2 separate regions of the Homo sapiens genome follow, and region 1 is linked to region 2. A link is a loop called in an ENCODE intact Hi-C map of the cell type or tissue named here. Cell type or tissue: mammary epithelial cell. All regions are shown on one strand. Each heading gives the region's core, and the rest is flanking DNA. Links, peaks and the distances in the headings are about the cores only.

What was found. Peaks named below come from ENCODE experiments on the same cell type or tissue, not always from the same donor. Only the 100,000 strongest peaks of a DNase experiment are listed, where the experiment ranks them.
Region 1: a loop joins it to region 2, with 12 times the contacts of the local background. A loop is called at or near these places in 2 of 110 quality-filtered maps.

Annotation. Positions count from the first base shown.
Region 1 is chr4:159,942,445-159,950,795 of GRCh38, reverse strand. The region is part of intron 2 of LOC107986324 (a long non-coding RNA gene); the gene reads right to left. Among named protein-coding and RNA genes, the nearest start is that of LINC02233, 170 kb to the right of the region's middle. RefSeq lists an enhancer at 1-170. In mammary epithelial cell, for the core only: a CTCF peak has its summit at 3,608 (motif pointing left); a DNase peak (open chromatin) is centred at 3,605.
Region 2 is chr4:159,603,482-159,611,832 of GRCh38, reverse strand. All of the region lies in intron 1 of LOC107986324 (a long non-coding RNA gene), which reads right to left. Among named protein-coding and RNA genes, the nearest start is that of LINC02233, 170 kb to the left of the region's middle. RefSeq lists an enhancer at 3,569-4,211. In mammary epithelial cell, for the core only: a CTCF peak has its summit at 3,170; DNase peaks (open chromatin) are centred at 3,182 and 4,802; H3K27ac peaks cover 658 bases.

The DNA of each region.
Region 1 (8,351 bases), core at 176-8,175, 340 kb before region 2:
CAGAAAAGGGAACTACAAGTATGGAAAAGATGCCAGAGTGAATTTTACGAATTTGGATTAGAACTGGAGGTATTGAAGTAAACTTGTGGCATTGGTATGAATTTAAGGTGTGAGTGAAAGAGAAGCATAGATGTAAATGTGTGTATATATATGTGTATGTACATATATGTTCACAGACACACACCACATATATATTATTTTTTTCAATTAACCCAACCAGTGGGACTAGAAGCAGTAAACTCAAGTGACAATAAGCACATCTAGCTTATAATATTTTGGTTTCTAAGACCACTCTCCACTAACAAGAACCAGGACTCCTTAAAGAAATGGCTGACGCAGAGACTGGTGCAAGAAAAATACAAATAAACATAGAACATATTGATGGGCTGGAAAATGATATTTTATCCTCACAGAATGAAGGGAAATGTCAAAAAATGACACAGAAACCAGTCTGAAGTGGCTTTACTAGCCAGATTTGCAGCAATTTTAGCAGCAAAATAAAAAATGATATTGTCAGTGTTTTATGTAAGTATAGAGTAATGGAGTTCAAAAACCACCACTTGGCAAAAATCATAGTAACAGCAATTTCAGTCAAGGATCCTCAGTGGATGCCACAACTAGTGGGTAAAAGTTTGATTAGGAAAGTGAAACTTACATACTTTCAAAGTGTCTTCTGATAAAATGATTCATTTTATCAAAGTAATGATTCATTACAAAAGAAAAATAGTAACTTTACCTTGAGGTATCACTTTAATCAAGAAATCAGAGTTAAAAATCACCAGTAATAAAATGAGAATATTGATATTATAACAACCTATAAGATAATATAGGATAAAGTATAATAAGAACGTAGCATCTCTTAGTTATATTCCTGCCAGATGCATAGAGATAGGTAAGTAGGAAGGAAGGGAGGGAGGGAAGGAGAAAATACAATAAAACATGTATGGTTAAATGTCATCAGTCGTGGAATCTGGGTTATAGGTATTCATCCTTCATACTATCCTTGCAAGTTTTCTGTAAGTTTAAAATTGTTTCAAAATAAAAAGTGAAAATGAAAATGTATAGATGAAAATTCTCCTTTAGAAAGTGACAAAATTGTTTCTATGTGATGGAAAACCAGCGAGTGACAGCTGCTTGGTAGCACCATGTTGGTGAGCACAATAGCACCTTGGTCATCATTTTCATGCATTTCTAGAGTAAGTTGTTAAGTTTACTTGAGCTTTACTACAAATGGGACCTTGAGTGAAATTATGGCCAAATAGAGAAAATTAGTAAAATGCTTACTGTCAGCAGGCCTGCTGGGAGTGGCATCTGTGCCTGTACATTAATTCTTTTACTCACTGCTGTAATATACCCTGCCTTGATGTTGATTACAAATGTGATTGCTTTGGAGAACATTATTTTGCATTTAGGTTCTCCTCAGAAATCAGGAGTTCAAGTACCTGGGAAAGTATAGATAGATATAATCTTTATATATTCCTGCCACTATTTCAAAAATACAACTAAACAAACTCTTCACCCACCCTATCATTTCCCTCATGCTTTGTCAATAGAAAGGCTGAGTTGCTGTACAAGCCTTCCCTTTCTACATGCTAAAAATCAGTAATAAAAATATATGAATGGGTTTATAATATGTATAAATATTTACCATGTAAGCATTATATGATAACAAATATATAGAAAATTATTCTGAGACAGACTTTCACCATACATCAACTCATATTAAAAATTACTACAACATTGATTACAATAATCAAGATTAAGACATCCTCTAAAGGTCCAAAATACATTCCTGGTAAAATTATTATTGTACATCTATATATTAGAATAATAGGTAGTTACTAAAATCATGTTTTAGAAGATAAATCAGAGATATTTAAAAAGATTTTCTGTATATTACAGGAAAGAAAACCAAAAGCAAATTAGGTAAACATGGTCAGTACAGGCCCATACATATATGAACTCACATATACAACCCTGCAAGTTGTTTTCTTTGAGTGATGGAATTATGGGTCACTCCTATTTTCTCATTTATAATTTTTGCATTTTCTGAATTTTCTGTTGTGAATTTGTCTTGCTGTTAAAATCAAAGGAATATCATTTTGCAAATGAAACATATAAATTTGAATGTGTTTCCTTTCTGTTAACCCAGGTATCATTATATTTCTTAGAAGCTTTTTACAGGCTGAAGGGAAATTGAGGTTGTATTTACTCCCAGAGGTAAAATCAACTCATTTTAGTTTCTATATTTGTATCAGGTTGACTTGAATGCCAAAAGAGATTAATGGATGGTTCTTTATCTATGGTTTTCCAGAACTGCCTCATTTTAGAAGCAAAGAGCAGTGTGAAGCATCCTTCCATTTTCTGCCCCTGCTCCATCAAAAACAGGTGGCTTTCTTAAAAATGTTCTGATTATGCCTTTCTTCACAAATATTCTCTATCAAAAACATTTGACTGACAATTAACTGCTTCTGATCATTTACCAATTTCTGTATGACCTTAGATTCAAAATAAATATCTTTGATTAAAATGACTCCAGTCCAGAAATCTCTTATTTAAATACCTGAATCAATGGGGAACACAGTGGTGTGTAGGATTTCAGATTATTATTTCACCATCCAAAAATCTGTCTTATATATGGAACAACACATCTAAATATTTAAAACATATTTGTTACTTGAAGTTTTATGATAATTAAATAAATTGAAATTTGGACAAGAATAAGAGAAGAAAATGAAATTGCACTGACCCCATTATATAAATTATAATCATGGTGTCATGAACCTTTCATTTATCTAACAAGAACTTATTAAATAGCTATTTTGTGCATAGTATTATAGTTCTCCACAAGGGAGAACAATGAAATATTTGAGGAGAACGATTTTTTTTATTTTTGCTGGTTAAATTTAGGGTGAAAGCCAAAATAGTGAAATAATTGCTTATAAATCAAAACAAAATAAGTCTTTCTTTACAAGGAAAGATAAACATTAAGTAGCACAAGATTATATTTAATTTAGCATACGCAATGCTAATCATTGTTTAGGGGTAAGCCTCATTCCTCCAGAGCCAAAAAGACCTGTAGATTATTTACTAAGTTAATCACGATGGTAACTGATAAAATGAGAAGAAAAACTATTATTTGTACTTGTTACATTGTTAGTGGTTTATGCACTCGCTCCAAATGTAATCACAGTTCCATAGCCTCCTAAATCCTAGAAGCAAGCTGTGGTCTACAATTCAAATAGATGAAGTTAATGAGTTGTGTCTTGAACCAATGAATAGAAAAAGAAAGAATTATTAGCATGTCACCATGATTGACCTGTTACTATTAGTGGAGAGGCTGAATTAACTCTAGGGTGACCTTGGCGATGTATCTACTTCCTTCCTAGAACATAATATAATGATTACCATGTCATTACCGTAATGCTGCTTTGTCATTATACAGAGACTATGGGGCATTTTTCAGTCATCAATAGAAGATGGGGTTAAAATGGGAGGGAAAAGATTCTCCTCAGAAATTTTCAAGGATAATTTTTTCCCATCAAGGAAAGCAAGTAGTTTGTAAGAAATCTGTTAATAATGCAAGAGGTTGCATAGCTCCATCTAGTGGTCAGGAACTAATTTACTGCATGAATCACCTAGTTAAGCACCTCTGTTTTTAAGACACACAGGATTTCAGCAATCATAGTTATCATCGTGTTCCTAGCTAGTACAATACAAGATAAACTTGTCATGTTAAGTAACGGTTAAATATTAGGCAAGTATGTGTCCATTTGGTAAATATTAAAATAATAGAAACATTCATTTCCAGAACTAAATTCATTTAGGAGTTATTTTGTTGACTTTATTTTAGACCTGACTTTTTGTTGCATAATTATTTCTATTAATACCATAAATTCAAATGGCATTTGGTAAAAATTTTGATAACAGAATCACATACACAGTTCTTCTTGATATTTCAGATATTAGTATTACCTCAGTCTTAAAAGTGGAATAAAATTTCAAAGGATGCTTATAACAAATTCTGGGTCTTGATCAAATTGGAATATTCATGATTATAATCCTTCTGTCAATTTTTTTCCTAAAAATAAGAATTTTGGGACCAAAATAAAATAGACCGAACATATTGGCAAGCATGATCCACTCATCCCCATCCTCATCACATATTCAAAAATTCAAGGATTCCAATTTTTAAGTTACTCATGTATCAATATTCTATAATGAAGATATTCTTTGAAAACTTGTTAATAGTCAGAAAATATTTTTAAGACATGCTATTGTTTTACTAAAAGAAAAAATATGAGTGAGTACAGAAAGTTACCGTAAGTTTTTATTTAGGCAGTAATGTGAGCTAAAGCATCTAGAGACCAGAAAGTAATCAGCCAAGAAGCACTGCATGTCCTTCAAGGGGTTATCAGGTATGGTGTCACTGATACAGTATCATGCAGTGTAGAAAGCAGAAGTAGTGTGCAACATACTAACCAGCTGCGAGGCTTCAACTGCTCAGAGATGCTACATCTGGCCTCTTAAGCAGTTTCACAGGCATCATCAATAAACCATAATCAGCATGTAATGGTTTGACAAGATCACCAACAAGAAGGACCTGGAAGCCAGCCAGTCCATCAGCACTGACAGGAGTTCACTGCGATTTAGTCCTCCTGAGCTGGACATGTTTAGAAAATGGATGACAATGAGAAGTACAAAGAGCAACTGTCAGGCAGACAGAAGTAAAGACCAACAGGAAAGGAAGTAAATGTGCCCTAATGCTTAATTGAACCCCTTAAACAAGGCTGAAGCACCCAGCCAGATTGTAGGTATGCAAAAATTCAATCAATAATTGTTTCTAGCCCATGCAAAGCAGATATACATTTCAATACGCAAAAGAGTCTTATGATGCACACTTCAAATCATAATCATTTGCCAAATCTAAGAATACAACAAAAAAATGACAGCTAAAATATTCATGGGTTAGTCTATTTAGAATTCAAGGAAAGAAAGTAACCCCTAACATTCACTAGTGGTAATCGTTATTAATTTTGATTCTATGCATCTTCCAAGAATATTCCCATGAGTTTTAATCAACTATGGTTTGAGACTTTTGAATCTCTTGTTAGCAAGAAACAAATGTGAATTTATGACTATCAAAAGAGACTATACCCATTATACTAAGAAGTGGAATTCCAAAGGTCAAAAGTAGAAAACATCTGGATTCTTTCAACTGCACTGTTGCTATGGGTAGTTCCATCCCTGGGTGAAACCAGGGCTCATCTCATGATTTCTAGTCTCTCTTCCACAGTAAAAATTCCTTTGATCATTTTCAGTCACAAGAAGGTCATAATGCTCTAATCAAAATATCCATATCTGTCAATCATAATCATAACAGAACTTTCCTCTTTCTTTAGCTTAGACCTGGGAATCACAGGGGAAGGGGAAGAGTTGTACTAAGAGAGGCACATGGCTGGCTTGACTCTCAAGGCTTAAGTGGGAACTCACTGGGGAATAAAGTTTGGAAAAGTGCTCCCTCCTCTCCCCTGCCCCAAGTGACACTGATGTAATCTCACAATACCTTTCTTCTACCTTATCTTCAGAATTATCCTTCAACCTCCTTGCCATTAGCTGAAACCTGGGCCTCTCCAGTGACAAGCCATCCTTTAATACCCTTGTCTACATTCTACTCTCAACTGCTTCCTCCAGATCACTGCTACCTCCTCCTTTTATTTAAAACTGTTTCATAATTCTCTACCACTCATTGTGGCTTTCAAATTGGTTATCTTCCAAAATTTAATTAGAATGTTGGCACATGGTTCAGATGTCCATGTAAATTACATATATAATGTCTGTTTCCCACAGTTCTTGATTTCCTTCTAATTGGCATTCACTTAATTTCTCCTCTGTACATCTATAGTTGCCATGCCAAGTTTGTCATCATTTAGAATTACTCCGCCTCTGAAATCTTACCCTATATTATCTTTCTCTCTTACTACAATGCCTATTATCCCAGTTCTTCTAGTCTCCATCTCCTACAATGTCTTGCTATTCAAGGGCCCTTAAACTTGCCTTTTTTTTCTCATTACCTACAAATTCCTGCTGTCCTCACTTTCTTTCCGCTTAGGCTAATCTTTTGCCAACACCCTTAATCCACTTGCATTTATGTCACACTCGACAAGTAAATCCCTCACCCAGAACAAATCTGCCTTTTCTGCTCCTGTAACGGAACTGTTTAAAATTGCCAAAGAAGCAGGAGGAAACTGAGAAGAAGAATGAGGAGAAAGAGATGAAGGAGATGAAGAGGGAAGTGAGGAGAAGTAGGAGGAAGAGGAGGAGGAGATGGAAGAGAGAAGGGAGAGGAGGCAGAAGGGAGGGGAAGGGAAAGAAAAAAGATGAGGAGAAGAGGAAAGAAAAAGAAAAGAAAAATCTTTCAAATTCAAAATTCGTACACATACATTTTCTCCATCATTCATCATCCTTCCTTAGTGTTCCCTCTTCCATTTTCTACAAAACTCTCTCAAATCTCTGCTATTATCCTCAAGCACCCCAATCGCCCACTCACTCAGTCACTCCCAACCAATGACCACGTCTACCATGACACAGAGAGGTTAAAAAATTCTGGTGAAATTGTGCAAAACTTAGTAATATCCATCCATAAAAAATTAGTTTTAGCCATACCCGTCCTTATATGCTTATATCCTTATATGCTTACCTCCTGTTTTATTTAATATTATAAATATACCAAAACTGTATTACTTAATTTCTATATCAGAGAACATTACAAGGAATACTTTATTTAAGTATGATAACTTACTTGAGAGAGGTGTCATTCATTTAACAAATTACTTAAGGTTGCACAGCTAAAAATCAAAGACAAATTGTAACAATTCTGGAAACTATTCCTTCAATTGCTGCAATATGATACCAGGAACATATCTCCACCCCAGTTCTCAATTCAATCTGCATCTGCCTCTTGAGGATGGAAACACCACCCTTGGTCCCCTCTTTCTTCTGTGTATGTGACTGCTTTGATCTTTTCCTCTTGGCAAAGAAACATGATCAGATTTTTCTCATTTTAAAGAAAGTCCTTAATCCCACCCGCTGTTCAATTTACTTCTTTATATCTTTCCTTTCTTTCAACCCTACTTCAGAGTCTCATTCTCTCCACTTCCATACTTACCATTAACTCATTACCACTGGTATTTATTGATGAATTCACCACAATTGTCCATACCTCATTCAATCTTTGTCTCATATGACTTCCTTTATTATCTGAGTTCCCCCTTCTCAAAACTCTCCTCCTTTTGTTTCTAAGACAATCTCCAGTTCATACCCTCATTGTTGTTGTTGTTATGGTCTGTGCTTCTCATTTTTCCTCTTGGACTCTCCTTCCTCTGTCCAAATCTTAAATATTAAAGTTGGAATCCCCACAATGCGAATCATAGCCCCCCATCTCCCTACTTTCTTTTTTATTCATGCTACTCAGTCTTCACAGGCTATATCATTAAATCCACTAAGGTGAACTAGTACCTGTATCCAGGTGACTCATAAACTTATATTCCAGCTCAGATTTTTCATCTGGTTCTAACCCATATATCTAATTCCCCATTAGACTTTTATACTTAGATATGTAAGTTACTCAAATGTGGCACATGCTAAAACATCATCTTGCCTCCCAGTATCTACCTTTTCACTTGTGTTCTATCACCTGGAGATCTTCTTGGAGGAAATAGAGAAATGGAACCAGAGATATGTTGGCAGGCAAATGAAAGCCAAAACTGTAAATGAGTATCATCATCACAAAGGCAAAAGTTTAAACTATGAAAAAGAAAAAGTGGATAGAGAGAAGGGAAACTTGAATACCTCATTAAAAAAATATCATCATGTTCTTATTGAGGCCAATATCTTTCTGGGTGAGATGGGGCAAGAAGCTTTGCAGTCAGTATAAACACTTAGAAGAGGCTCTATTCTTCAATAAAGTTACTGAATCATAAAATCAGTATTCCTTAAGAACCCTGTTTGATCTGATGAGTTCAGTGAATGTCTTTTGTGTTTATAGAAATATTCAAGAGTTTATCGTCGTTGTTTTTCTTCCTTGCTATGGTAAATTTTATATTTCTGCCCTTGCCCTTTCATAGCCTTCTGGATGCTCCATTCTGCTTATTTTCTAAATCATTCTGTGCCCACCTAACAGATTCTGTTCTTCTTTCCTTGTCCTTAATGGGTTAAAATCTAACATGCACAAACTACCTAATCTTCTAGGTTACAATATTCTGACAAAAATGGGAGAACTTGTTAATGCACAGGCAGAGGAAGCAAAGCGTAGCTAACACCATGAGGGTCACCAGAGAGCATATCAGACA
Region 2 (8,351 bases), core at 19-8,018:
TCAAAAAAATACTGGCAAACCAAATCCAGCAGCACATCAAAAAGCTTATCCAACATGATCAAGTGGGCTTCATCCCTGGGATGCAAGGCTGGTTCAACATACACAAATCAATAAATGTAATCCAGCATATAAACAGAACCAAAGACAAAAACCACATGATTATCTCAATAGATGCAGAAAAGGCCTTTGACAAAATTCAACAGCCCTTCATGCTAAAAACTCTCAATAAATTAGGTATTGATGGGACGTATCTCAAAATAATAAAAGCTATTTATGATAAACCCACAGCCAATATCATACTGAATGGGCAAAAACTGGAAGCATTCCCTTTGAAAACGGGCACGAGACAGAGATGTCCTCTCTCACCACTCTTATTCAACATAGTATTAGAAGTTCTGGCTAGGGCAATCAGGCAGGAGATAGAAAAAAAGGGTATTCAATTAGGAAAAGAGGAAGTCAAATTGTCCCTGTTTGCAGATAACATGATTGTATATTTAGAAAACCCCATCGTCTCAGCCCAAAATCTCCTTAACCTGATAAGCAACTTCAGCAAAGTCTCAGGATACAAAATCAACGCACAAAAATCACAAGCATTCTTAGACACCAATAACAGACAAACAAAGAGCCAAATCATGAGTGAACTCCCATTCACAATTGCTTCAAAGAGAATAAAATACCTAGGAATCCAACTTACAAGGGATGTGAAGGGCCTCTTCAAGGAGAACTACAAACCACTGCTCAACAAAATAAAAGAGGACACAAACAAATGGAAGAACATTCCATGCTCATGGATGGGAAGAATCAATATCATGAAAATTGCCATACTGCCAAAGGTAATTTCTAGATGCAATGCCATCCCCATCAAGCTACCAATGACTTTCTTCACAGAATTGGAAAAAACTACTTTAAATTTCATATGGAACCAAAAAAGAGTCCGCATTGCCAAGTCAATCCTAAGCCAAAAGAACAAAGCTGGAGGCATCATGCTACCTGACTTCAAACTATACTACAAGCCTACAGTAACCAAAATGCCATGGTACTGGTACCAAAACAGACATATAAACCAATGGAACAGAACAGAGGCCTCAGAAATAATACCACACATCTACAACTATCTGATCCTTGAGAAACCTGAAAAAACAAGAAATGGGGAAAGGATTCCCTATTTAATAAATGGTGCTGGGAAAACTGGCTACCCATATGTAGAAAGCTGAAACTGGATCCCTTCCTTACACCTTATACAAAAATTAATTCAAGATGGATTAAAGACTTAAATGTTAGACCTAAAACCATAAAAACCCTGGAAGAAAACCTAGGCAATACCATTCAGGACATAGGCATGTGCAAGGACTTCATGTCTAAAACACCAAAAGCAATGGTAACAAAAGCCAAAATTGACAAATGGGATCTAATTAAACTAAAGAGCTTCTGCACAGCAAAAGAAACTACCATCGGAGTGAACAGGCAACCTACAGAATGGGAAAAAATTTTTGCAATCTACCCATCTGACAAAGGGCTAATATCCAGCATCTACAAAGAACTCAAACAAATTTACAAGAAAAAAATCAAACAACCCCATCAAAAAGTGGGCAAAGCAGATGAACAGACACTTCTCAAAAGAAGACATTTAAGCAGCCAACAGACACATGAAAAAATGCTCATCATCACTGGCCATCAGAGAAATGCAAATCAAAACCACAATGAGATACCATCTCACACCAGTTAGAATGGCAATCATTAAAAAGTCAGGAAACAACAGGTGCTGGAGAGGATGTGGAAAAATAGGAACACTTTTATACTGCTGGTGGGACTGTAAACTAGTTCAACCATTGTGGAAGACAGTGTGGCGATTCCTTAAGGATCTAGAACTAGAAATACCATTTGACCCAGCCATCCCATTACTGGGTATATATACCCAAAGGATTATAAATCATGCTGCTATAAAGACACATGCACACGTATGTTTGTTGTGGCATTATTCACAATAGCAAAGACTTGGAACCAACCCAAATGTCCAACAATGATAGACTGGATTAAGAAAATGTGGCACATATACACCATGGAATACTATGCAGACATAAAAAATGATGAGTTCATGTCCTTTGTAGGGACATGGATGAAGCTGGAAACCATCATTCTCAGCAAACTATCGCAAGGACAAAAAACCAAACACCACATGTTCTCACTCATAGGTGGGAATTGAACAATGATAACACTTGGACACAGGAAGGGGAACATCACACACCGGGGTCTGTCATGGGGTGGGGGGAGGGGGGAGGGATAGCATTAGGAGATATACCTAATGTAAAGGACGAGTTAATGGGTGCAGCACACCAACATGGCACATGTATACATATGTAACAAACCTGCACATTGTGCACATGTACCCTAGAACTTAAAGTATAATAAAAAATAAAATAAAAATAAGCTTCTCCACCACACAGAAATATTCCAAGCCTGTGATAAACCCTCTCACCCTAAAACCAATAAATACTCTTAGTCTGTAGGAGAGAGCACTCTTGACTGAAATCGGCCAGAAGCCCCTCTCAGGTTTATTCTCCAAAATAAAACAGTCTTTTACTCTTGAGCTGCTTTTCATGTTTCTTTCCTCTTCCTTTAACTCTTACAATAATAACTAAATTCACGCTGTGTTTTTTAAATCACAACTAATGGATTTAAACAACAAAAATACTCTAGGATTCCAACTACTGAAGTTCTAACCAACTCAGAAAGGAAGACTTGATAAAGCTTCAAGTCAGTTGCAGCGTGAAGAAAAGATTTCTCACACCTATTTGGAAACCATTCTTCTCTGTATTGATCCTAGGATGCTAACATTCTGTGTTCCAGTTTATTCAATACCCCACACTGTGCCTTATTTAAATTTTACCTCCCTGTGTCTGTCTACCAATGCTCAAAATTTCACACTCATTTTTTTTTACTCTGGCTATTGCTATTCCTAATCGGCTACTTCAGAAATTTAGGAAAAGATGAAACAGTACAAAAGTATACTTAAAATCACTGAAACCGTCAGCCTCGATCTTTGTCACAAATCATACCATCCACTTCTGGTTTTGATTTAAAGTGTTAATAGTTATTCTAATAGAGAAAGACCTTGTGGCTAACTATAAAATTCCATTTCTACTCAGACAGCACCACCTGCAGAGTCATTATGTGATGTTGCAATTCGGAAAACCAAGCAAGCATAGGATTTACTTTGGAGAGTAGGAGACAGAAACAAGAGGTCAGATTCTCACTGGTTATGATATTCTCCTGCCCTACTTTTACACACTGTACTGTAGTTTTCTGTAAGTATATTTTCCACAAAATCGCAATGTCTAGGGCTTCAACAATTCAACTCTATTCACAAACCTTGAAATCTAAAGGCTTAGCTTTAAAATGTCAACTAGAATATAAAGGTATTAAAATATTTTACTACTTATCCTCTTAACGCTGCATGACTTTTTTAAAAAAGTTAACAGAATTATTTACACACTTGGAGAGATGTCAAAACCCAAGCAATACAGAAAGTATATAACTATATAATAGACTGAATTTTAAAAATGTTACTTTTCTAATTTTTGCAATTTCACTCAGTAGCTCCATTTAGCCTCCGTAAGTGGTTAAATATTTTGCATGAAGGAAGTATTTATTAGTTGTTCTCTATAGTACATTAAAAATAGTTCCCTACACCTTTAACTGTTAATTAGCTCAAATATTTGGTTCAGAAACCACAGCCCTGTTTAGTGTGACCTCACTGGTATGGCATCTGGGCAATTATCTTTGAGATAATGAGCCTTTTCATCCATAACAGAACAACAACCTCTCACTTGGATTGCAAAAGATCAGAGCCAATCTGCTGCGCACCAGGGTGCCTGCCATCCCCTTTGTATCATACCTTATTTTCAAACTAACCTTTCACATTCTGAATTAATTAAAGTGTTTTCAGATTAAAAATTAATGAATTCACTTTAGCATCATTTGAGGAAATAATAGGCACAAAATACCATCCAAGCCATGTTTTGGATTCTAATACCACAGCCTAAATGAGAAGATAACTACATCACTTACAGAATTTTCTGACACATGTCATAGTCTAGCCAGATCCTGGTTTGGATTACTTAGAAAAATAAAGCCACAGAAAACATTTAGTGATACAATGTGGTAAATGTTCACTTGGCATTCTGATGTATTCTAATTTCATTCGAAAATGAATTTGGAGGTCACCAAGTTTTCTATCAGATTGTGATGATAAAGTTTCTAACGTTTACCATTAATTCCTACTGCATTCATTTTCTGCCTAGCTACCTCACCAGCTGTTCAAGACTACATTTGTCTCAACTTTTCACACCATGCTAAATGAAAATGGAAGTCAGACCACCAGGACGGCTAGAGAGTAGAAAGGAAAACTTTATTGGTGATACTGGTTTGCAAGCCAGGAAGAGAAAGTATCCAGCATGGACTTCTCTTCAAAGAGAGGAAGAACAGGTTGGGTTTTATGCCTCACAGTGCCAGTATCACACATATTCAGCCGGTTTGGGTGGAAAACTATACATATTTATGAGGGGAGCCAAGTGGATGTGGATTGGGTAAACACGTACGTAACATACATCCCATGCTCACTTTGGGGTGGGGTTTTAGCATTCAAATGAGGTAGAATTTGGCTCTTTATGTCAAAAGATGAACTACAGGACACAAAGATGATTAGTGCTTAACCTCTATAAGCTGGCTGAAACTGCCCTAAGGTCTGTAGTACCTTCTCAGAAAAGAATGTTTGCAATGTTGGCCCTCTGTCCAGCCACAGTAGTAGTGGTCTAGGTTGTAATTCAGCCTGATGACTCCTGTTGTTAGGAGTTTCACAAGTGTGTGGTTTTTCTTATAGTAGGTATTTAGAAATTTGCTGTGGTAACCAGGCCCTGAGCCCTCAACCAAAGGGTAACTTTGTTTTATTAACCTTAGGGCCTATCTTAGCTGTAAAAGGGCATCTACTTTGGTGTCCCAGATCACATTTCCTGCCGCAAAGCATTGTAGGGGACTTAAAAAAAAAAAAAAGTCTTTTCTCACTCATCACTGGGTTCATGGCTGAAACTCCCATATCAAAAGACAGATAAAATTATACTAATTTGTTTAATGTAGGTTTTACCTGACAGAAGAGCCTTCATAAGGAAAGAACGACCCAAAAAACAGGGAAATCTGTGTGTTTTTATGCTAAGTTGGATGAAGAGTGGACAGTTGTGCAGACATACCATTGTTCAAAGGGAATATAATCTAATGGTAATAAACTGGGAGGTCTGGGGGACATTAGCAAGGCTGTTTAGATTTTTGTTGGTGTCTCTGTGTCTTTGAAAATAAGGATATTCCTTTCCTCTTGGTATAAGGAGAGTACCTCTAGAATGAAGGTTTTATGACTTACCTTTTTAAAAAAAAAAAAAAAAAAAAAAACGGAGTCTCTTTCTGTCACGCAGGCTGGAGTGCAGTGGCGCTATCTCGGCTCACTGCAAGCTCTGCCTCCAGGGTTTCTGCCATTCTCCTGCCACAACCTCCAGAGTAGGTGGGACTACAGGCGCCTGCCACCACGCCAGGCTAATTTTTTTTGTATTTTTAGTAGAGACGGTGTTCCACCGTGTTAAGCCAGGATGGTCGTGATCTCCTGACCTCGTGATCCGCCCGCCTCGGCCTCCCAAAGTGCTGGGATTACAGGCATGAGCCACTGCGCCCGGCCTTATGACTTACATTTTTAGAAGTTTAGAGAATTATTTTACGGTCTGCTTCAGGGGAGAAGAGTGAGAGGAAGCTGAGAGTGGCCTTCCCGCTTCTGCTGTTTTCTCACATGCCAAGGTGCCATATTTTGGGGTAGCATGTCCTGAACCCCATAAGAGTCAAGCATTCTTTTCAGGGATTTGCTGGAACCTTCCTTTTTTATAAGGCTGTCTTCATCAGGAGAATTGATATAGACAGATTTCACCTGGGAATATTAAAACTCCTTCATATCAGCTTGAAATGATACAACAATCAGTCCTATTCTCTTCCCCTTTTGTGCTTGCCTTGACTTAATAAGAAGTGAGAGATGTCAAGAAAAGAGATGCTAACCACTCTGCCATCATTCCCTTTGTCTTAGTCAAGTTTCCTTTGGTTGTGAGAAACAGAAATCCACTCAAATTAGTTCAATCACAAAGAAGAAACTTTTTATAAGAGGACTTAGTGTAATCAAGCCTTATGAAGAACTAGATTAAAAGCCTGAAAAAGAATCAGAAACCAAAGCATAACTCTCACTATATATATACATATATATATACACACACATATATATATACATATGTATATACACACACACACACATCACACACACACATATATATACATATATATATGTGTATATATATATATATATATATATATGTGTGTGTGTATATATATATATCTTCACCACCTTCCCCTACCACCCTACTTCTCTTTTTTTTAACGGGCTAATTGTTTTTCTAAAAGTGAATCTGACAGGACCACTTTGGTCTGCTGTGCACTACTGATCCTAGTTGCTTTTGCCAATGAAAGTAATGTCAATCTTAAATAATGAGATTTAGAAAGTATGATTAAGTATAGAGTCTGTTCAAGCACAAAGCTTGAGGATAGCCATCTGGGAAACATGGACTTCAAACAAATGGGGTCAGTGTTTCAAAGCTCAGAAGTTACGTTTCCATTTATGTGGGTAGAGGAAGAGAAGTATTGTAAGATTACATTTTCCAAACAAAACCAGTGCATCCTTTACAGTGATTAGATTGGTTACAAATTGCTAAATTCCAAGGAAGCTTAGTTTATTACCCTGTGAGGAGGGGTAGAGGTCTTGGTTGGGGAGGTCTTATCTCTGGCACCTCTTGATCTTCCTAATTATTTACAGGGCAGAAGTCGCAGTCGCTTGCCACATGACTCAGGCCACATAGCCACATTCCTCTCAAGGCTCAGAATAATTTAAAGTTCCTGCAGCTTTAAATTTGAATTATTTAATTTCACAGTAACAACATAATATCAAGATGGGTGTTGGGGCCTATACCAATGGCCAGGAAGGTGGAGATTAGTTCTCTGAAAATGAGTTTTCTTTGTCTAGGTCATCAAAACAAGCTGTTCACCTGCATATACACATCACTCTGCCTAGGACTAAATTCCAGCAAAATGTGGCATTCAACCTTAGCAGATTTAGCATTAAGTCATGAAAGTTCAGGTGTATCAGAAACCAAACCAGTGGCAAATGACCAACTAATACCTTTTTATTCTACTTTTAAATGTTTTCCCTTCACCCATACTAGAAAAATGTCTAGTACTGATTTTGCCATTGATGAGCCTTAAATTTCAAGGAAGGTAACTGGGAATGCCAAGAATAGTGTTCTCCTTCCACGTTGTAATAGACATGTTGCTATTAGTCTTCAAGATGCAAGAGGGGAATTAGAAATCAAATTCTGCTGGAATAACAATAATACATCTTAAAATCACGCTTAGAAATCTGGCTGATTAAGTCACGTAAAACTCTCATACAACTTATTTGCCCTTTTGAGAAAACTTGTTGCTGTCATCAGCTAATCTAATAAAAAGGTTTTTGCTCACATTAGATGTTATTTATATGCTTATTTTACATGTGGCAGTAAAGTTCCACGTGTGATATAAAATAACTAGAAAATGTTAATAGTTGATTAACAATTAAATTTAAAAAGAGAGCCATCAAAGATAGATTTCATTTTAATGCAGTAAATGTAGAGACTTCACTCAGTTTCATTACTTCTTTTCTAACAATAAATTCTTGCTCTTGGCTATTATTTTTAAAGACAATTGAGTTGAACCTTGTAAGAATTACAACTTTGTATTTTAAGGGACTTTTCCTTTGAGGAGGTCAAAGCAAAGGAATTAAATGCTTTACTCACTTGTATGTAGCTAGGCAATAAAAGAAAGATACTCACTGAAGTACCAGGAAATTCAAGATCTGTGGCTGAAAGCTGTGCATGAGTGATGCAGGGAATGGGACTACATCTGTTTTATAGATAATACCAGAGTTTTTTTACAGGTTGCTTTCAGTTTTGCAGAGCACAATAGAATCTATACAATATTAAGTAAAATGAACATTGATTCTGTGATATTTCCACAGTGGGAAATATTGCCCAATTACTCCTGCCCTACCTTCTACATCTCTCCAATCTTCTTCTATACATCTCCAAGTGGAACTTGGGCTTTGAAATCCATTGCACTTATTAATAACTCCAAAAGGTCCACCCCATGGCTGTGGGTGAAAATCATAGCGCAGGAACTTCACACTATAAAGATAATTCCTATGGTTAATAAATAACAAATTCTGTACTGAGATTTTCTGA